Linked DNA regions of Homo sapiens: region 2 is linked to region 1. Evidence: read pairs that join two places in POLR2A ChIA-PET (ENCODE). Cell type or tissue: OCI-LY7. All regions are shown on one strand. Each heading gives the region's core, and the rest is flanking DNA. Links, peaks and the distances in the headings are about the cores only.

The links. Peaks named below come from ENCODE experiments on the same cell type or tissue, not always from the same donor. Only the 100,000 strongest peaks of a DNase experiment are listed, where the experiment ranks them.
Region 2: POLR2A ChIA-PET joins it to region 1 with 8 read pairs; 3 of 35 experiments call an interaction of 5 or more read pairs at or near these places.

The regions. Positions count from the first base shown.
Region 1 is chr7:101,802,073-101,813,266 of GRCh38, forward strand. No RefSeq gene overlaps it. Among named protein-coding and RNA genes, the nearest start is that of CUX1, 10 kb to the right of the region's middle. RefSeq lists an enhancer at 1,793-2,342. In OCI-LY7, for the core only: CTCF peaks have their summits at 3,158 and 3,360; DNase peaks (open chromatin) are centred at 2,149, 3,139 and 3,999; H3K4me3 peaks cover 2,337 bases; H3K27ac peaks cover 4,075 bases.
Region 2 is chr7:102,451,818-102,463,011 of GRCh38, forward strand. It overlaps ORAI2 (ORAI calcium release-activated calcium modulator 2), which reads left to right. Exons shown (of 4, transcript NM_001126340.3): 4 at 1-5,008. It overlaps ALKBH4 (alkB homolog 4, lysine demethylase), which reads right to left. Exons shown (of 3, transcript NM_017621.4): 2 at 7,787-7,984; 3 at 4,421-6,164. The coding sequence ends at 5,577. Among named protein-coding and RNA genes, the nearest start is that of ALKBH4, 7.4 kb to the right of the region's middle. RefSeq lists an enhancer at 2,895-3,395. In OCI-LY7, for the core only: no CTCF peak of the experiment used is centred there; no DNase peak of the experiment used is centred there.

The DNA of each region.
Region 1 (11,194 bases), core at 2,139-10,138:
ACAGTGGCTCATGCCTATAATCCCAGCATTTTAGGGGTCTGAGGCAGGAAGATCGCTTGAGGTCAGGAGTTCAAGACCAGCCTAGGCAACATAGGGAGACCCCCTGTCTCTACACACACACACACACACACACACACACACACACACACACACACACATATACCTTTTTTTTTTTTTGAGACAGGGTATCACTCTGTCACCTAAGTTGGAGTGCAATGGCGTGATCTCAGCTCACTGCAACCTCTGCCTCCCAGGTTCAAACAATTCTCATGCCTCAGCCACACGAATAGCTGGAGTTACAGGTGTGCACCATCACACCAGGGTAACTTTTGTTATTTTTAGTAGAAATGGGGTTTCACCATGCTGACCAGGCTGGTCTCAAACTCCTGACCTCAAGTGATCCACCTGCCTTGGCCTCCCAAAGTGCTGAGATTACAGGTGTGAGCCACCACACCCAGCCAAAAAATGAAAAAATTAGCTGGGTGTGGTGGGGTGTGCCTGTAGTTCCAGCTACTCAGAAGGCTGAGGTAGGAGGATCGCTTGAGCCCAGGAGTTGGAGGCTGTAGTGAGGTATGATGACACACCTCACTGGGTGACAGAGAACGAACCTGTCTCAAAAAATTTGAAAACAAACAAACAAAAATTAAACCATATTGGCCAAGTGCAGTGGTTCGCACCTGTTATCCCAGTGCTTTGGGAGACCGAGGCAGGAAGATCACTTGAGCCAGGACTCTGAGACCAGCATGTTTCTACAATTTTTTTTTTCTGAGGTGGAGTCTCACTCTGTTCCCCAGGCTGGAGTGCATTGGAGCAATCTCAGCTCACTACAACCTCTGCCTCCTGGGTTCAAGTGATTCTCCTGCCTCAGCCTCCCGAGTAGCTAGGATTACAGGCACCCACCACCATGCCCAGATAGTTTTTGTATTTTTAGTAGAAATGGGGTTTCGCCACGCAGGCTGGTCTCGAACTCCTGACCTCAGGTGATCTGCCTGCCTTGGCCTCCCAAAATGCAGGGATTACAGGTGTGAGCCACTGCTCCTGGCCAAAAAAAAAATTTTTTTTTTTTAATACTAGCTCTATGTAGTGGCACACAGCCCTAGTCTCAGCTACTTGGGAGGCTGAGGCAGGAGGATCGCCAGAGCCCAGGAGTTCAAGGCTTCGCCACTGCTCTCCAGCCTGGGCGACAGAGGGAGATTTTGCTTCTGAAAAACAAACAAACAAACAAAAAAACAGAACCATATTGACACATTGTTATTACATCGCTATTAACTAAAGTCCACAGTTTACATTAGGGTTTACCTTTCTAGTTGTACAGTTCCGAGGATTGTGAAAAATGCATGTCACGTGCTTACCATTACAACATCACACATAATATTTTCCCTGTCCTAAAACTGCAGTGCTATGGCTCCATCCCTCAGGTATTTTCATCATCCTGAAGTTAAGCAAAAAATGATATTCCAGGAACAAGAAAGTAAGAACAAACACTACACTCCTAATGGGCTGAGACCATTATAGGATATGGATCTGGGCTGGTGAATGCAATGTTCTAATAGCAATGAAACAGAGTTATTGAAGGAGAGCAGGGCCAAAGATCCCTTCTGGAATGAGGAATAAGGAGGAAGAAAAATTAAAACCGTCACTGAGGGATGATTGTGCCAAGGTCTAATGTGTATTAACTCATTTAATCCTAACAAAGATACAAGAAGGTATGTTCGATAATTATCTTAACCTCTAGCATTGGATCTCGTTTTGAACACAGCCATAGGGATGGGTTAGGTAAGGTTCAGATATTACAGGTGAGGACAAGGTGACTCAGAGAGGTTAAGTAACCAGCCCAAAGTCACCCAGCCAAAAAGCAGCATGCAGTGCTTAGGGTTTGCACACAGGTCTGTCTGTCTGATGTCCACACCTGTGACCTTCTCTCTGCCCCATGGCGCTGGCTCCTCTGAGATGCAGAAGGGTGAGGATTGAGCTTTTTTCTTCATCTGCAGAGTGCCCGCTGCAATTTGTTCCAGGGAGCGCGAGGGAGGCAGTTTTTAAGAGACTCAGTAACAGGAAATTTGGTCTATTGTTTGAAACAAGAGGTGCAAACAAGTGCCCGCTTTGAAGTGCTGAATAACAAACTCTGCCGGGAGTGGAAAGGCAAGAGGCTACAAGATTCTTGAGTTGGTGTCAAATGCGCAAGACACGGGGCAGAGGGGAAGAGGCGGCGCAGGAGAAACTGGGGCAAGATCTGTTTGAAGAGAACGGGTCTTAAATAGATCAGGCTACAGGGGACAGCAAGGGGTAGGGGGAACCAGAGGGTCATTTCTTTCTTTCCTTTTTTTTCTTCCTAAGGGAGCCTGTGTGTGTGTGTGTGTGTGTGTGTGTGTGTGTCTGTGTGTGTGTGTGTGTCTGTGTGTGTGTGTGTCTGTGTGTGTGTGTTTTAAAAGAAAACATCACAATCACAGGTGGGGGTAAGAGGCAACCAGGTGAACAGTAAAACACAGACAAGTTTCAAAAGAAAACAAAACCAAACCCCACCACCTGGTCTGACTTGGTTGGTAATAAAACGCTAGCGGATAAACGGAGCTTGTGTAAACTAATCCCACCTCCCACTCACAAGTCAGTATTAAATTTAGGAATGAGAGAGTCTAAGATACCGACTTGGAATTACTTACAATTGTTTCACTAAACTGCTCGCCTTGGACTGTGTAATAGCACATTCATGACCCCACCCTCCCAGCCATAGCTGCCAGAATGGGATTGTTAATCAGATACTTCCCCAGACAGTCCATGAAACCAGACTCCCCTAAAGTGAAGATAGAGCCCACGGCAATTAGCAAGTAGATTCCCAATGATGACTTGGAAAACACACCCTTTTCTAGCTGCTTAGACTGCCAACCACCCGTCTTCCTGTACTTAAGGGGGACTTTTGACTCTTCCCGACGTCTCTCATTTGCAATCAATGTCTCATTCAAGACCAAGGTCAAGTTATCAATCTTGATTATAGATGCCCTGGACCGGGGTGTCTGGAGCCTCCACCGCCGCAGAGAGATGTCTGGAGACAAAGCCTCTACGGGGAAGGATTGCTGGCAAGCAGGTTGCTGCAAGGTAAGATGAAAGAATCCTTCCTGGGCAGGTAATACCCAGGACTTCCTGAAGGGGGGATATCGAGGCTCCCTTTTGGACAGCTCAGGTAGGTTCTGACCAGTTCGGGGACCAGGTGTGGCAAAACAGCTGCATGTAAGTCTGGGGTGGTACCGAAAGTCCACACTTTGGCTTACCAGAGAGTAAGTCGTTGTGGAGCAGTTCTTTTTAATCTCTCTGAGCCTCAGTTTCCCCCTGTGTAAAAGGGAGCTAATGCTTTGTACCTTGCAAAGCTGCTACTGGGGTTAGAGGGAAGCTGTGCAGAGCTCAGTGGGCAATAACTGTTGTGATTAGGTGGTTTTACAGGCAAAGATGACTCTTGCAGACTTGTGACTTCCCATCTGGCCTTTCCAACCTCAGGAGGACAGTAGATAACAGCGATGTCCCTTCGTGGCTCTATTCCCAGTCCCTTGCCAAGAGTTCTCATAAACATTTTATTCTGGGGAGGCGTGAACTCAGAAGTCCCCCAAAGGGAAAGAAGTCTAAGAGAGGTGTATGGCTGAGTCAGAACGAGGGACCCTGAAGTCTTAAGAACATTGTCTTCTAGGTAAATCTTGACTCACAAATAAAACCGAGTAGTACCAAATACGAATTTTCGTGTGTACATCAAATAATTGGCTTAATAGGATCAAACCAATTACACATTTTCCAGGTCTTCCCAGTTGAATTTTAAGCTCTCTCCCGGGCAGGAGCTACTGTATTTCGGGTGACTTTATATACACTCCGCCACCTTGCCTTCTTGCCTGCTCCAGCAAACACACACACACACACACACACACACACACACCCCACCACCACCACCACCACCAATACCACCAGACTGATACAGGCTTTAGGAACAGTTGTTGACTTTATTTGCATGATATTTGAGAAAACAGGAAACTTGACTTCTCTGTATAGAGCTGGGGGGGTCTCAGCCCTGGTTTCTGAAATAAAAGGTCTCAGGTAGACAGGCCTGGAAGCTGAATATTAGACCAGTCTTAGCAGGGTTTACAGGCGTGAGCCAATGTGCCCAGCCCATTATTGTTTTCACAGGTTACTGCCCTGTTCCCACTCCCAACTAAATTGTAAGCTTCTAAGGGCAGGGACGTAGTCCACCTCTGCCATGTGGTTGGTTTTTTTAGTGTCTGACACAGCACTTTGCTCAACACATAGTGTTTGGTGATTGGACAATGGGCTTTCCAGCATTATTGGTGACATCCTTATCTGCCCCTCAGAAAACCTTTTTAAAGAATACAGGCCAGGAGCAGTGGCTCATGCCTGTAATCCCAGCACTTTGGGAGGCTGAGGCGAGAGGATCTCTTGAGCACAGGAGTTTGAGAACAGCCTGAGCAGGATAACGAGACTCTGTCTCTACAAAAAATTTAACAATTAGGCTGGGCGTGGTGGCTCACTCCTGTAATCCCAGCACTTTGGGAGGCCGAGGTGGGTGGATCACGAGGTCAGGAGATCAAGACTATCCTGGCCAATATGGTGAAACCCTGTCTCTACTAAAATACAAAAAATTAGCCGGGCGTGGTGGTGCGTGCTGGTAGTCCCAGCTACTTGGGAGGCTGAGGCAGGGGAATAGCTTGAACCTGGGAGGCGGAGGTTGCAGTGAGCCAAGATCATGCCACTGCACTGCAGCCTGGCAAGAGAGCAAGACTCCATCTCAAAAAAAACACAGACAACTTTTAACAATTAAGCATGGTGGTGTATGCCTGTGGTTCCAGCTACTTGGGAGGCTGAGATGGGAGGATCACTTGAGCCTGGGAGGTTGAGACTGTAGTGAGCTATGATCATACTACTGCACTCCAGCCTGGGCAGCAGAGCGAGATTGTCTCAAAAAAAAAGTAAAAACAATTAAAAGAAAAAAGAAGACAAAGATCTCGAAGATCCAGTTCAGCAGTTGGTATTGTGTCTGCTGCCTTCCTCAACTTGACCGTAATGACTTCAATTTCTCTCAAATGCCTTTGTTTTTATGTTCACTTCAATTAGCGCTAATAGAACAATACTTCGCACCTTCATAAGGTCTTTCCTTGGAAAGCTCCAAAGCATTTTACAAGAAAGTGTTAATTATTCCCATTTTACAGGCCCGAAACCTGAGGCAAAGTGAAACAGTGACTCAGTGGCAAAATTAGGATGTGATTTTCCCTCTCTGTTTTCAATTGCCTACTATAATCACTAGATCACAGGACCCCTTTTAGGTTAGAGTTAAGTTACTGTTTAAAGAGATGACAGGCTGGCACGGTGGCTCACCTCTGTAATCCCAGCACTTCGGGAGGCCAAGGCAGGTAGATCACCTGAGGTCAGGAGTTCAAGACAAGCCTGGCCAACATGGTGAAACCCTGTCTCTACTAAAAATATAAAAAATTAGCTGGTTGTGGTGGTGGGCACCTGTAATCCCAGCTACTCAGGAGGCTGAGGCAGGAGAATCACTTTAACCCAGGAGGCGGAGGTTGCAGTGAGCTGAGATCATGCCATCACACTCCAGCCTGGGCAACAAGAGTGAAACTCTGTCTCAAAAAAAAGAAAAAAAGAAAAAAAAAAAAAAAAGACCGGGCGCAGTGGCTCACGCCGGTAATCCCAGCACTTTGGGAGGCCAAGGTAGGTGGATCACGAGGTCAGGAGTTCAAGACTAGCCTGGCCAAGATAGTGAAACCTTGTCTCTACTAAAAATGCAAAAATATTAGCCGGGCATGGTAGCGGGCGCCTGTAATTCCAGCTACGCCAGAGGCTGAGGCAGAGAATTGCTTGAACCTGGGAGGCGGAGGTTGAGGTTGCAGTTAGCTGAGATCGCACCACTGCACTCCGGCCTGGGCGACAGAGTGAGACTCCGTCTCAAAAAAGAAAAAAAAAAAAAGATGACATAGGCTCTAATGTGTCCTTATTTTAAATAACATTTACTATTTCCCTGCATTATACAGGTGGTATGTACTCATGTAGAAAATACATAAAATATAGAAATAAGGCTGGGTGCTGTGGCTCATCCCTATAATCCCAGCACTTTGGGAGGCCGAGGAGGGAGGATGGCTTGAGGCCAGGAGTTCAAGATCAGCCTGGGCAATATAGAGAGACTCTGTCTCTACCAAAAATTGTTTAAAAAAAATTAGCAAGGCTTGGTGGTGTATGCCTGATGACTTGAGCCCAGAAGTTCGAGGCTGCAGTGAGCTATGATTGTACCACTGCCCTCCAGGATGGGGAACAGTGAGACCATGTCTCAAAAAAAAAAAAAAAAAAAAAAGAAAGAAAGAAAAGAAAAAATATTAAGGAAAATAAGTCACTTATAAATTCATCATCCAGAGACACCCACTCTTAGGAGTTAGCCTTTTTTTTCCCTAGCATTCTTTCTTTCTTTTTTTTTTTTTTTTTGAGACAGTCTTTAACTGTTGCCCAGGCTGGAGTGCAGTGGCGCGATCTCAGCTCACTGCAACCTCCGCCTCCAGGGTTCAAGCGATTCTCCTGCCTCAGCCTCCCAAGTAGCTGGGATTATAGGCACCTGCCATTGCACCGGGCTAATGTTTGTATTTTTAGTAGAGGCGGGGTTTCACCATGTTGGCCATGCTGGTCTTGAAGTCCTGGCCTGAGGTGATCTGCCGACATCGGCCTCCCAAAGTGCTGAGATTATAAGCGTGAGCCACCATGCCAGGCCCACACAGGCTTTTCAAATTATACAAGTGTGTGTGCCTGTGTCTGTGGGTGAATATTTTAATAAGAAAAGTAAGTGCCAGAGTCGATGCCTACTTTCCTTACTTCTTCCTTCTGCCATTCACCTCTCTCTCACAAAAATAAAATGTTGACATCCCCTTAGATTCTACCCTAGTTAAAGCTAGCTTCTTAAACCTCTAAAGATATTATAATACAGACTCTCAAAAACTGACACTACATCAAATATTTCACGTGCATGGAGCTTGAGGGAGTGAAAAAGTTTTCTACTCCTGCTAGAAATACGAGCTTTTCTATTTCCTATTTTCCACTGGAACAACCTTTCTCTTCTCTCTTTTTTTTTTTTTTAAGTCAGAGTTTTGCTCTTGTCACTGAAGTGCTGTGGTGTGATCTCAGTTCACTGCAACCTTCACTTCCTGGGTTCAAGCGACTCTCCTGTCTCAGCCTCCCGAGTAGCTGGGACTACAGGCAGGCGCCCACCACCATGCCCAGCTAATTTTTGTATTTTTAATAGAGACGGGGTTTCACCATGTTGCCCAGGCTGGTCTGGAACTCCTGACCTCAGGTGATCCACCCGCCTCGGCCTCCCAAAGTGCTGGGATTACAGGCATGAGCCACCGCGCCTGGCCGGAACAAGCTTTCAAAATCTTGCAAACCACACTTACTCAGGAAAAAAAACAATATACAATCTGACAGTGCTTGTGACAAAAGAAAATCTAATTATATTTCATGAAAACAAATCTTCATTCAACACCAACTGTATAACTGTGGAGACGTGTCACAAAAGAGGGTGTAGAAAAATATTTTGCTTTGTATGATGAATACAACTGGAAAAAAAAAACCCAACCCATGTCTATACCCTACATGGCCTAGCACCAGGGACATAGTTGTCGTTTAAAATATTGGATGGCAAACTTCTGTTATAAGAGCAATATTAATAATGAAACTCAATATAAATAAAACGCCCATGGTTCATATCTCCCAGGAGGAAAGCAAAGAAATTAGTATAAGTCTGAGCACAGAACTTGAACTTTACATTAAGCAAGTTAATAATAATATTTATATAGTGTTTTACATATCTCAAGCCCTTTCAAGCTACTGTTACCCTATTAATTTCTAGTGATTCAGTAATGACATCAGTGAGAGTCACAGAAGATGGCATTTATTTTAATTGTGTACAGGAAATGGGTAATATGACCTCTCTGTGGGAGTCTCATGATGTGGGGGAGATAAAAAAGGAAAAGTGAGATTTGATATTCGAATAAACTCAAAATATCAAGAAAATGTAGGCCCGGGTGTGGTGGCTCACGCTTGAGAATTCTAGCACTTTGGGAGGCCGAGGTGGGAGGATCCCTGGAGACTGGGAGTTGGAGACCAGCCTGGGAAACTCTGCTCCATACAAAAAAAGAAGAAAAAAAATAGCCAGGCATGGTGGCACATGCCTGTGGTCTCAGCTTAGCAGACTGAGGCTGCAGTGAGACATGATGGTGTCACTGCACTCCGGCCTGGAGTACAGAGTGCAACTCTGTCTCAAAAAATAAAGAAAAGAGGTCAGGCGCGGTGGCTCACACCTGTAATCCCAGCACTTTGGGAGGCCGAGGCGGGTGGATCACTTGAGGTCAGGAGTTCGAGACCTGCCTGGCCAACATGGTGAAACCCCATCTCTACTAAAAATATAAAAATTAGCCGGGCCTGGTGGTGCATGCCTCTAGTCCCACCTACTCCAGAGGCTGAGGTGGAAGAATCGCTTGATCCCGGGAGGTGGAGGTTGCAGTGAGCCGAGATCGCGCCACTGCACTCCAGCTTGGGCAACAGAGCGAGACTCTGTCTCAAAAAGTAAATAAAAAATAAAATAAAATAAATTAAAATAAGAGAAAAGAAAACCAAATTTATATTAGAATATAAATTTGGTAAGAAAGAGATTGCAGCCAGGGGTCAGTGGCTGGTGAGATGGGCTTTGGAAGCTTGTGTGATAACAAAAGCTCCAGGTCTCTTGTCAGAAACTTGAATGTCCCAAAGCAAGGAGGAGTCAAGTCCATTAAGCTTGATGTATTTTCTTCTTTTTTTTTCTTTTTCTTTTTTCTTTTCTTTCTTTTTTTTTTTTTTCTGAGATGGAGTCTCACTCTGTCACCTAGGCAGAGTGCAGTGGTGTGATCTCGGCTCGCCACAACCTCCGCCTCCCGGGTTCAAGCAATTCTTCTGCTTCAGCCTCCTGAGTAGCTGGGATTACAGGCACACGCCACCACACCCAGCTAGTTTTTGTATTTTTATAGAGACGGTGTTTTACTATGTTGGCCAGGCTGGCCTTGAACTCTGGATCTCAAGTGATCCGCCTGCCTGGGCCTCCCAAAATGCCGGGATTACGTGAGCCACCTTTCCGCCATAGATGTATTTTCAAAGTGTAAGCCACCACCATCTGAGAGGCCAAGCTGTACACTTTTTTTGTTTAAGACAAATCGGAGAGAACAGAACATAATCATTAGAGGTGTCGAAAGATACCTAGAGTGAATGTCATTAACATATGCTGTCCAGAAGTGGAAAGAAGGGGGAAATGGTGGGCCAGACATGAAGTCTTTGAAGATTTCCAAAAGGAGACCGAGAAATGCTGTCACCAGAGTCAGGGTGGGAGGGTGGTCAACAGGAGTCTACTGTTTAGAAATCATTACAGTTTGTTCTTACAAGTTGGGCAGGTTTTTGGTACAATTATATAACTGCACATACATTCAGGGTATTGAAATGAATGATGTACTACTATACATGTAATTACATGTAGCAAAATGTATACTTTTATTTGGTGGGTATTTACATATAGTACACTGAATAGTGTACTTAAAAATAATTAACATAAAATATTCTTTTAAAAACAGAGCAATTAAAAGTTGTTTGGTTTTCTTGAGCTCAAAAAATAAAAGAATCTGGAATCTTCCTTTCATTTATTCAAGTAGTCTATGCCAAATCATTCTAAAAGGCAGTCGCCAAAGACAAAAGAAAGAGTCATTCTCCTCTGTTATTCATAATCTTTTGATTTAAGGAAAAGGGATTTTCAAATGTAAAGTGTCTCAAAACTTCTGTCTGGTCTTAGTCCTAAATTTAAAACATTTACAAATTCAGGCAGCTTGAATTACTACCTCGATATAATTTTGAACTTCTATGTTTGTAAAATTGAGATTCTCCACATAACTTTTTATTAAGAGTATGATTCCTTTATACCATGCATCAAAATAGTCATATCTTTATGTTTATTTATGAATAAATTACGATAGAAGCATTTAGCATTATGAATTGTTTCTGATTATCCAAAATATTTCTTGTTGAAAACTATTTGAAACTCATTCTAGTTTGGATGCAAAAAAAAAAAAAATTCAGAAAATGCATTAAGGTTTTAGAACGAACCTCTTGATTTTTCCTTTGAAGTATATCTGATTTCTGAGTTTTTTTCATTTTCCTTCTAGCTTGGTAAAAATTATAGATTATTCCCCAACTTTTCTTGGGGATAAAGTTTCTTAACTTTAGGTGAAATTTAATTGTATGAGTCCATAATAAAAGATCTTGTGTGGGATAAAGAAAATGGATTTTTAAAATAATGCCTTACAGTGTAAGACATTTTTCAATTTGGAAGAAATTCTTGATAGTTAATTCCTTCAAGGAATTAGGTGAAGTATAACAGAACAACTTTTAAATTTGAATCTTTAGAAAACAACGCGACACATTTTCACTTCTTGGAGCTGCCAAAAGAGGGCCAATTTAGTAGTAATTACCCATATTTTGGAGAATTGGACAATTTTTTTTTTACTTTAGTGGATTTAATAAACTATATGTGGATGTCAGGGAAAGGAGAATCCACTAGTGTTAGGAAGATAGGAAAGAATGAACTCCCAAAAGCACTTTACAATTTTCTGCAAGTTAAATTAGTTAGTATTATCACATCCCTCATGTGGCTACTTACTGCTTTTTAGGCAAAATAAAATGGGCCAGAAAAGAAATTTAGGAATTCTGGGCTCAAATATTAATTATTTAGTTACCTTATTTGGGGCTAAGCTGTATTTCATTTAAAGGCGTCAGGAACAAACATCATCTTGGTCAGTTCCTCCATCTGATGACTGGGGGCTTGATTTTGAAAGCTTGGGTGGCAAATTGGTCATATACTTGGAAACTGTGAGATTTCATCCCCTAAAGGGAGAGCCTGAGTGTCGAAAAGTGACCAAATGCCTGTGGATTGTTTTTTTTTTTTTTTTCCTTGTTTTTCATTCTAAGTAATATTAATTATGTGTCCAGGTGCCCTAGGTATTTCTTGGTACTGGGCCATTTATCTTGAGAACTTACCTGCCTCTCACACCGTGCTCTGGGAGGTCATAGCCATTACTGTATTATCTTTGTAGGTGCCAGTGGAAATCTAGGTCCTAAAACCTATAAAATATTT
Region 2 (11,194 bases), core at 1,844-9,843, 650 kb after region 1:
AGGGTACTCATGTCCAGACACGCCGCCATGGGGCTCCGCCCCGAGAGCGCAGGGTGCCTCTGCCTGGCGCTTCCCCTCCCAGACAGGGCCCTCTCTTTCCAGAAACAAAAGAAGGGGCAGCCCCAGAGGGTGGCTGAGCGACAACAGAGCCCACCTGGACAGGGTCAGCTTGGCGTTCCCCCCAGTCCCTTGAGGAGAGGAGCTACCAGAGCACTGGTCACCTCAGGACATTCTCCAGCCCCAAGTCCCTGTGGGGCAGCAGGAACAGGTGGGTCCCTCCTGCGGGCTGGTGGCACTGCTAAGGAAGCACCAGACAGCCTTTTTTTTTTTTTTGAGACAGAGTCGCTCTGTCACCCAAGCTGGAATGCGGTGGCATGATCTTGGCTCACTGCAACCTCCTCCTCCCAGGTTCAAGCGATCTTGTGCCTCAGCCTCCCAAGTAGCTGGGATTACAGGCACGCACCACCATGCTTGGCTAATTTTTGTATTTTTAGTAGAGACGGGGGTTTCACCATGTTGGCCAGGCTGGTCTCCAACTCATGACCTCGTGATCTGCCCACCTCGGCCTCCCAAAGTGCTGGGATTACAGGTGTGAGCCAGCTTGCCCAGCTTATGTTTATAGATTTATTTTAGAGACAGGGTTGGGCTCTATTGCCCAGGCCAGAGCTGGAGTGCAGTGGTGCAATCATAGCTCTCTGCAGGCTCCAGCTTCTGGGCGCAAGCAATCCTCCCACCTCAGTCTCCCAAGTAGCTACACTTGGGAGACTACGGGCGCACACTACCATGCCCAGCTAATGTTTTTTTTGTAGAGATGGGATCTTGCTATGTTGCCCAGTCTGGTCTTGAACTTCTGGCCTCAAGCGACCCTCCTGCCTTGGCCTCCCAAAGTGCTGGGATTACAGGTGCGAGCCACCATGCCTGGCCCATTCTGTTTTTTGTCGGCCACTGAGGTAGAGGCCCTCTTCTAGGAAAGAATTTCTGTTTGTTTTGTTTTGTTTTGTTTTGTTTTTTTGAAACAGTCTCTCTCTGTCTCCCAGGCTGGAGTGCAGTGGCGTGATCTCAGCTCGCTGCAACCTCCACTTCCCAGGTTCAAGCAATTCTTCTGCCAAGCTGGGACTACAGGCATGCACCACCACCATGCCCTGCTAATTTTTGTTGTTGTCGTTGGTTTTTGAGATAGAGTTTCGCTCTTGTTGCCCAGGCTGGAGTGCAGTGGCACGATCTCAGCTCACCGCAACCTCCGCCTCCCAGGTTCAAGCAATTATCTTGCCTCAGCCTCCCAAGTAGCTGGGATTACAGGCATGCGCCACCACACCTGGCTTATTTTTGTATTTTTAGTAGAGATGGGGTTTCTCCATGTTAGCCAAGCTGGTCTCGAACTCCCGACCTCAGATGATCCGCCTGCCTCAGCCTCCCAAAGTGCTGGGGTTACAGGTGTGAGCCACCACACCCAGCCTTTCTTTTTGCATTTTTAATAGAGACTGAGTTTCATCACACTGGCCAGGCTGGTTTCGAACTCCTGGCCTCAAGTGATCCGCTGGCCTCAGCCTCCTAAAGTGCTGGATTACAGGCATGAGCCACCGTGCCAGGCCTTGTTAATATTTTTAACTCTGGCACTTCACCCTAGAGGCTGCTAGGAATCAGGTGTGCCAAGCAACTGGCACCACTCCATGGAAAGCGTCTAGGGCAGTGCCTTGGTTCTGCCAATCCTGAGAAGCCAGGCTGCCCCTTGGGCTGGGCAGTGGCCTCAGTACCGAGCCCCAGGCCAGCAAGCCCACAAGCCTCGAGAAAGACTGCACTTCCGGTGGAGGCTGCAGTTTCCTTAAAGGGAAAATCTGCCCCACCCCTGTCAAGGGCAGGACACAAGTCACTGGCATTGAAGGACCCACTCCACACCCAGCAGATCATCGACGCAGACTTTTTTTTTCCCAGATAGAGTCTCACTCTGTCGTCCAGGCTGGACTGCAATGGTGTGATCTTGGCTCACTGTAACCTCCGCCTCCCGGGCTCAAGTGATTCTCCTGCCTCAGCCTCCTGAGTAGCTAGGATTACAGGCGCCCACCATCACGCCTGGCTAATTTTTGTATTTTTAGTAGAGACGGGGTTTTGCCATGTTGGCCAGGCTGGTCTTGAACTCCTGACCTCAAGTGATCCTCCTGCCTCAGCCTCCCAAAGTGCTGGGATTATAGGCGTGAGCCACCTCGTCCGGCCCAAGACTTTTTGCCTCAGATGCTGCAGAGCCCTGGTGGGGCCCAGGAGGGCAAGGCCCACACAGGAGCCGAAACCCATGTAGAACCTGCCAACCTGTAGCTCACACCTATAATCCCAGCACTTTGGGAGGCTGAGGTGGGCGGATCGCTTGAGCCAAGGAGTTCGAGACCAGCCTGGGCAACATTACGAGACCCTGTCTCTACAAAAATACAAAAATTACCCGGGCTTGGTGGCTCGTGCCTATAGTCCCAGCTACTGGGGAGGCTGAGGTGGGAGAATCATCTGAGCCCAGGGAGGTTGAGACTGCAGTGAGCCAAGATTGTGCCACTGCACTCCAGCCTGGGTAAAATGAGTGAGACCACGTCTCAACCCCTTTCACAGCCCGTCTGCGGCCCACCCACCCATGGGTACTGTGGGATGGGGGACAGGCTGGCTTAACACAAATCGAGGCAGGAATAACCCCAGAGAATGGGCTTTGCATGGAGCTTGGCTCCTGTCCCTGCCTGTGAGGGAGGACCAGACTCGGCCTCACCACCTGCCACTCTGAGCAAACAGGCAACGGTGTTTCCTGAACATCTTTCTGAAGCGGCTGAGGGATGTCAGCTGAGCCCCCGCTGGGCCTGCTCTGGAGCGGGATGTCTCCAGAAGCCGCCCTTGGAGCGGGCACTTCCCTATTTGGGCGTGTCCCAGTCCCATGCCTCACCATCCCCTTGCTTGAAGCTCCAAGAGCATGAGAGTGGGCAGCCTGGTCTGCTGAGGAAAGTGTCTGATGGATGCGGAAATGGCCACCCCAAACACCGGTAAGCAGATGTTACCCTGCAGGCGGTGGCTCCTGGGGCCCAGCCCTGCAGAAACACATGGGGCAGGCTGGGCAGAGGGGCTCACACCCGTTATTCCCAGCGCTTTGGGAGGCTGAGGCGGGAGGATCGCTTGAGCCCAGGAGTTTGAGACCAGCCTGGGCAACATAGCAAGACTCTATCTCCACTAAAAATCAAAACAAAACAATTAGCTGGGTATGGTGGCACACGCCTGTAGTTCCAGCTACTGGGGAGGCTGAGGGGGAGGATCACTTGAGCCCAGGAGTTCAAGGCTGCAGTGAGCCATGATTGCGCCACTGCACTCCAGCCTGGGCAACAGAGCAAGACCCTGCCCCGCCGCCTGAAAGAAAGAAAAAAGAAAGAGAAAGGAAGAGAAAGAAAGGAAAAGAAAAAGGAAACATACGAGGCTATGGGGCCGTGTACGGGGGCCAGGCTGTGGCAGAAGCATCCTGGCGTGGCCTTCTCCAGCCCCATCCTGGTTGGGTAAGGTGTCGCCGTGGGTCTTCGTGTCACAGCTTCAAGGACAGACCCAACTCTGGTATCACAAACTTAACAGGTAATGGAGTTTCCTAAAGTGTGCTCTGCAGGAGTGCTGGAAGGGCCAGCATGGAAGGACCCCAGGGAGGGAGATTTCTTTGCTCCACAGCATCCCCAAGCCTCACGAGGCCTCTCCCCTCCAAGTCTCTATGTGCATCGTTCTCCAGATGTTGGAGCATCCTGCAGGGGCCAGCCCAGCCTGTCAGGGGCAGAGACCCTGCACTGGCCCCCTCGAGAGTGGACCCCTGGGCTGGCTTATCTGCTCCAGTGCAGTGAGGATCAGCTGGAGCTCCGACCTGACTCACATCTGGATGCGCAGTGAGGGGCCCGTTGGGGCCGTGATACTGGGAGGAAGCCGGGCTCTGTGCTCTTGCTCCAAGTGAGTTGACCAGGGAGCCGAAGTTAAGGTGGCCTGGGAGCCACGTCCTCCCACCTAGCGGCTGGGCTCTCACAGCCACTAGAAACCCATCAGCCTTTCCCCTGGGTCTATGCGGGGCTCTTCAGCCCTCCTGGGAGCTCAGTGGCTGGGATGCTGCTTTACAGACAGTGCACGGCTCTGCCATCTGACAGCTCCCAGAGGGTTCTGGGGGTGACTGTAAAGAGTGGTGCTGGCCCCGAACCTTTCCTGTTCCCCTGGATTTAGTTCCCAGCAGGTGGTGAGGAACTGAACATTTTGTCCCATAGTGGTGGGAGAGAGGGCTGGCCACATGGGTCCAGGCCACCCCCTCAGCCTCCACAGCCTGCCCCGCACCCAGCCACAGGAACAGCAGAGCAGCTCCCCCATCCAGGTAAGCGCCCCCACCACAGCCCCATCACAAAGGAATAGCCTCCTGGTGTAGTGGGAGGTGAGGAGCTTTTTTTGTTTTCCTTTTATTTATTTTAGGGACAGGGTCTTGCTCTGTTGCCAAGTTAAGTGCAGTGGTATGATCATGAGCTCACTGCAGCCTTGACATGGTGGTAAAGCCATCCTCCCGCCTCAGCCTTTCGAGTAGCTGGGACTACAGGTGTGTGCCACCATGCCCAGACGCCCAGCTAATGTTTGTATTTTTTGTAGAGATGGGGGTCTCACTATGTTGCCCAGGCTGGCCTCAAGCAATCCTCCCACCTGAGCCCCGCAAAGTACTCGGATTACAGGTGTGAGTCACCGCGCCTGGCCGGGAGCTTTAATTTTTCCTACTTGTTAACAGCGTTATGGGGCTGGAAGGAGGCTCTCAGATTTCCCTGCCCTCCTCACATCCCCCAACCCTCCCTGGGCGTGGGGGTGTCAAGCATGAGTCAGGCTGAGCCTGACTCTGAAGCTGTTCCCAGCTCTTTAGTCTAAACTTCAAATCTTCAACCCTGTTCCCTAATCCAACACATTCCCCAAATGAAGGGACTGGACAGTGAGATATCGGGAAACCCCATGAAAATAGATGCATAATAAAGGTGAAAATCATTTAAAATGTTCCCATTTTTTTTTTTTTTCAAAACAGTCTTGCTCTGTCACCGAGGCTGGAGTGCAGTGGCGTGATCTTGGCTCACTGCAACCTCCGCCTCCCAGGTTCAAGCAATTCTCCCACCTTAGCCTCCCGAGTAGCTGGGATTACGGCTGTGAGTCACCACACCCGGCTAATTTTTGTAGTTTTTGTAGAGACGGGTTTTCACCGTGTTGGCCAGGCTGGTCTCGAACTCCTGGCATCAAGTGATCCGCCCACCTCAGCCTCCCAAAGTGTTAGGATTACAGGTGTGAGCCACTGTGCCCGGCCCCCAGTATTTTTTAAGCTCAAATGATCCCATGTCCCCAAGACTGTGACAAACTAAATAACCAAAAAAGTGTGGCCACGGTCCAGGTGGAAGGGGGCTGCCTGGAGGTACGTTCCCATCAAAACCTGCTCCTGGGCAGGGCTCACACTGCTCACAGCATCAGGGGTCAGCCATCTTCTCTTGAAACCCCGTGAGTTGCAGGAGGCCCTGTTCTGTGCTCCTCATTTCAATCCCGGGATCAGTCAAGTCTGGAGCCAAGGAGGCGGTTCACACGGGTCTTCCCTGGAAGGAGAGGGCGATCCGCAGCAGTTCCTGGCCCAGCTCTTGCTGCCTCCCTCCAGGGCCAAACTCAGCCGACAGCTCCCGGAAAGTGACGCAGACGCGGCGGGCCTCGATGTGTCTGCGGTGGATGGCATGCTTCCACTGGTGCCGTGCCGCCCCGGTGAGGACCAGCAGGGAGCGGGCGGGTAAGGGGATGGCCACCTCCACCTCCTGGCATAGCACCGACCGGCTGGGTGCTATCACGCTGTCCACCAAGGCCTCCGGGGCAGCCGACGGGGCCGAGCAGAGGAGCAGGCTCCCGGGCGCCTCCCGACACATGGACAGCACGGTGGGGGACAGGAGGTTGAGGCTGACCAGCCGCTCCCCCCACAGCCAGGCGTCGTCCAGGTGGGGGTCAATGGCAGAGCCCCGCTCGGGGCAGTAGTCCAGGTTGCACTGCTCGACGGGCCGGAAGCCCTCCAGCCCCGGGTAGAGGCCCATCCTCCGCACCACCTCCCGGCTGAAGCTGGGGAGGCCGCAGAAGCCCTCGGTCTTTAGCTTCTGTTTCCGAAAGTTGACTTTGGGGCCATAGTCCTGAAGGATGAAGACAAAGAGGACATGAGGTGTCTGAGTTTACGAAGATGTCTACCACAGACTAGGTGGGAAGAATTCAGTCATAGTGACCCAGGCAAGCAAAAGCCCCCTGGCTTCATGGAGGTGAAGCAGGAGGAGGCAGACTCAAGGAGACAGAAGTGACAGCAAATGGCCGGGCATGGTGGTGCATGCCTGTAATCCCAGCGCTTTGGAAGGCTGAGGCGGAGGGAGCTCTTGAGGCCAGGAGTTTGAGACCAGTCTGGGCAACAAAGTGAGACCTCCTCTCTACAAGAAATTTAAAAATTAGGCTGGGCATGGTGGCTCACGCCTATCATCCTAACACTTTGGGAGGCCCAGGCAGGTGGATCGTTTGAGCCCAGGAGTTCCAGACCAGCCTGGGCAACACAGCAAAACTCTGTCTCTAGTAACAAAACAAAAATTAGACAGATGTGGTGGCACAGGCCTTAGTTCCAGCTACTTAGGAGGCTGAGGTGAGAGGACTGTTGGAGCTCAGGAGGTTGAGGCTGCGGTGAGTGGAGACTGAGCCACCGTACTCCAGCTTGGGAGACAGAATGAGACACCCTGTCTCAAAATAATAATAATAATAATTATCTGGGCTTGGTGGCACATGCCTTAGTTTCAGCTACTCAGGAGGCTGAGGTAGGAGGATCGCTAGAGCCTGGGGGGTCAAGGCTGCGGTGAGCCAATATCACATATTGCACTCCAGTCTGGGCGACAGAGCGAGACCCTGTCTCAAAAAAAAAAAAAAAACCTGTACACAAATGTTCACAACAGCCAAAAAGTGACAACAACGCCAATGTCCATCGACAGATGAATGAGGAAATGAAATGTACCAACATCCAACAGGATGTCACAAAAGAATGGGGCTGGGCGCGGTGGCTCACGCCTGTAATCCCAGCACTTTGGGAGGCTGAGGCGGGCGGATCACTTGTCAGGAGTTCGAGACCAGCCTGGTCAACATGGTGAAACCCCGTCTCCACTAACAGTACAAGAATTAGCTGGGCATGGTGGTGGGCACCTGTAGTCCCAGCTACTTGGGAGGCTGAGCCAGAAGAATGGCTTGAACCCGGGAAGCAGAGGTTGCAGTGAGTTCAGGTCATGCCACTGTACTCCAGCCTGGGTGGCAGAGCGAGACTCTGTCTCAAAAAAAAAAAAAAAAAAAACCTACAATGAAGGGAGAGGGGGCACCCGGGGATGTTTGGACACAGGTGGGGAAGGAGTTGGAGGGAGCGGCGGGCCCGGGGAGGGGGAAGGTGGGAATGCGTGTGAGGAGACAGGACACGGATGGTGACAATGGGAGGTGGGGGCGCCTGCAGCTTGGGAGAATGGGGTGCCTTCACCACCACCAAGCCAGCTACAGAGGGGCAGAGAGCCCAGGAGCGCATATCACAGGGAGATGGGGTGCCCAGGTGCACCTCTGCCCATCGGACACACGTCCTGCAGCGAGTCTGGCTGCCCACAGCCCCAAGGTCTGGGGAACTCGCCCACTACCAACCCTGGAGGTTTGAGGGGTGTGGCTGCAAGGAGGGGGATGGCCCCCAGCAGTAGGGCTGTCTCCTCAGCGCAGCCCAGCAACCCCCATGAGCTCAGGGCCGGTCTACCTGCTTCCTCCGTCCAGACTGGGAGAGCTTCCAGGGGTCACGGTCCATGAGCCGCACCAACTCGGCTTCTTCCTCCCGGGTCACAAAGTCCTCGATCAGCATCACTCCTGGGAAGGGGAAGGCCCAGCCCTCAAAGTCAGACTCCTCTGTGCCCACGGCCCAGCCGGTGTCGGAGCAGTAAATGAAACGGTATGTTTTCTGCAAAAGAAACACAAGTCCACAGGCTGGGCAACACAGCGAGACCCGGTCCCTACGAAAAGTTAAAACAGGCCAGGTGCGGTGGCTCACGCCTGTAATTCCAGCACTTTGGGAGGCCGAGGTGGGTGGATCACCTGAGGTCAGGAGTTCAAGACCAGCCTGGCCAACATGGTGAAACCCCATCTCTACTAAAAATACAAAAATTAGCCAGGCATGGTGGCAGGTGCCTGTAATCCCAGCTACTCAGGAGGCTGAAGCTGGAGAATTGCTTAAACCCAGAAGGCAGAGGTTGCAGTGAGCCAAGATGGCACCACTGCACTCCAGCCTGGGCGACAGAGTGAGACTCAAAAAAAAAAAAAAAGTTTAAATAAAAATTAGCCGGGTGTGGCAGAGCGCACTTGTCATTTCAGCTACTCAGGAGGCTGAGGCGGGAGGATCATTTGAGCCCAGGAGGTTGAGGCTACAGTGAGCCATGGTCGCGCTACTGCACTCCAGCCTGGACAACAAAGCAAGACCCTGTCTCAAAAAAAAAAAAAGAAAAAAAAAAAAGGAAAGACACATCCTGGAGCCATGGCAGCCCCTGGCACTTGTGTGCCCTCAGGAGACCCTCTGATGGCTCATTCCTCCCCTCAGGACACTGTGGAAGGCAGCTGGAGTCTAGGGGGAGGTGCAGGCAGAGCCTCTGCCCCAGGCTGACCGGGGAAGGCCCGCAGCCCTCTTGAGCTAACACGAATTTGATTGGTTTCCTTTCTCACTTTCCTCCCCTGTAAAAGAGAAGGGTTTGTACAACATGTTTTTCCTTCTCCATTTTACAAAGGAGGCTCAGCAAAGTTAAGGAACCAGCCCGAGGCTGGACAGCACCTCCTGCACTCCCATCTCCTCAGCTGCTTCCAGGAGGCCCCAAACTGCCTGACTACCTTGAATCTGTGCACCCTAATCTCTTTAGGTCTTTGCTGATGCCACCCCGGTGTCCCAGGGGTTGGCCCGTGCCTATCACCAGCGTGAGGGTCACCTAGGAGGGCAGCCAACTTCCCTACAGAGCTGAGCGTTCAGTTGAGCTCCTCAGTGTCCCAACCTCCCTTCTCCTCACTCTTGTCCTCAGGGCACCTTTCCAGACCCAGCATCACCCCTCAATCCTCATACCCTGGGCTGTCACTCAACTCCCACCCCATGTCCCTCTCTGCTCTGCCACCAACCCCGAGGCCTGGCGGTACTCTAAGGGTTCCCCCATGCTAAAGAAAGTCTAGAAACCAGGCCAGGCACGGTGGCTCACACCTGTAATCCCAACACTTTGGGAGGCCAAGGTGGACTGATCACCTGGGGTCAGGAGTTCAAGACCAGCCTGGCCAACATGGCAAAACCCCGTCTCTATTAAAAATACAAAAACTAGCCGGGCGTCGTGGTGCATGCCTGTAATCCCAGCTACTCAGGTGGCTGAGGCAGGAGAATCCCTTGAACCCGGGAGGTGGAGATTGCAGTGAGCCAAGATCGTGCTAGTGGACACCAGCCTGGGTGACACAGTGAGACCCCATCTTGAAAATAATAATAATACTTTTTGTTTGTTTGTTTGTTTGTTTGAGATGGAGTCTCGCTCTGTCACCAGAACTGGAGTGCAGTGGCACGATCTCGGCTCACTGCAACCTCTACCTCCTGGGTTCAAGCGATTCTCCTGCCTCAACCTCCCGAGTAGCTGGGACTACAGGTGCGCGCCACCATGCCCAGCTAATTTTTTTCTTGTATTTTAGTAGAGACGAGGTTTCACCATGTTGACCAGGATGGTCTTGAACTCCTGACCTTGTGATCCTCCCGCCTTGGCCTCCCAAAGTGCTGGGATTACAGGCGTGAACCACCATGCCCAGCCAATAGTAAATTTTTAAAAAAGAGTTTCGCCAATGAAATAGCCAGTATTTGCATCTGTGGCACTGAACATTTTACATGGATTATCTAGTTTCATCCCCAGGACAGCCCCAAGAGGAAGGTACCATAACTATCATGGGCAGGAGGTGTGGAGGTTCTGGCCGGAGTCACCCAGTGAGGACTTCGGAGGCCACCAGAACTCAGCCCTGGGCTCTGTGGCCTGTCTCCTCTTCCTCTTCCATCTCCAGGCTCCTCACACCCTGGGCTGCCACTCACTGTGGGCCGCTGTCTTTCTCTGTTCTTCCCTCCAGGGACCTCAGCCCCTTCCAATGCTTTACTTCCAGCCACCGACTCCAGCTCAGACCCCTCCTGAGATTGGCACTATCTCCTCCTGCTCCTGGGGCCCTCCCACGGGAAACATTAAAACTGGGAGTCCCCCGTGTGTCGGCTGAGCAGGCTGGACTTGTCCGAAAGGCCATGGAGCGCTCTTGAAGGGTTTTAAAGGAGTGACGAGGTCAAATGTGAATTTTAGAAAGATCTGGAGGGGGGAGGGGCAGATATGAAGGGTGGAGGCTGGAAAGCCAGTGAGGAACTGCCCCAGTGCCCTGAGATCCTGGATACCTCACTCTCCTTGTTCCATAGCCATCGGGTTGGGAAGATGTCACCTCCACATGGCCACTGGAACGGGTCAGACTTTCCGCAATTTTTTTCTTTTCTTTTTTTTTGTTTGAGGCAGGGTCTCGCTCTGTCACTCAGGCTGGAGTGTAGTGGCGCTCACAGCTCACTGCAGCCTTGACCTCCTGGGCTCAGGCAATCCTCCCACCTCAGCCTCCCAAGTAACTGGGACTACAAGCACACACCACCACACCTAGCTAATTTTTAAATTTTTTGTAGAGACAGGGTCTTGCTATGTTGTCCAAGCTGGTCTCAAACTCCTAGACTCAGGCGAGCCTCCTGCCTCAGCCTCCCAAAGGGCTGGGATTATAGGCATGAGCCACCGCACCTGGCCCCTTCCACAAATTAAAACTCTTAAGTTCATTCATATTGTTGTACAGCCGTCACCACCATTCAGAACTTTTTCATCTTGCAAAACTGAAACTCTTTCCCTATTAAACAACAGGTCCCCATCTCCCCTTCCTGAGCCCTTGGCAACAACCCTTCTACTTTCTGTCCCTGTGACTACCCTACGTAGCTCACACAACAGGAATCATGCAGTATTTGTCTTCTGTGACTGCTTCCTTAACTTAGCATCGTGTCCCCAAGGTTCGTCCATGCTGTAACATATGTCAAAATGTCCTTTTTTTTTTTTTTTTTTTTGAGACAGGGTCTCACTATGTTGCCCAAGCTGGAGTG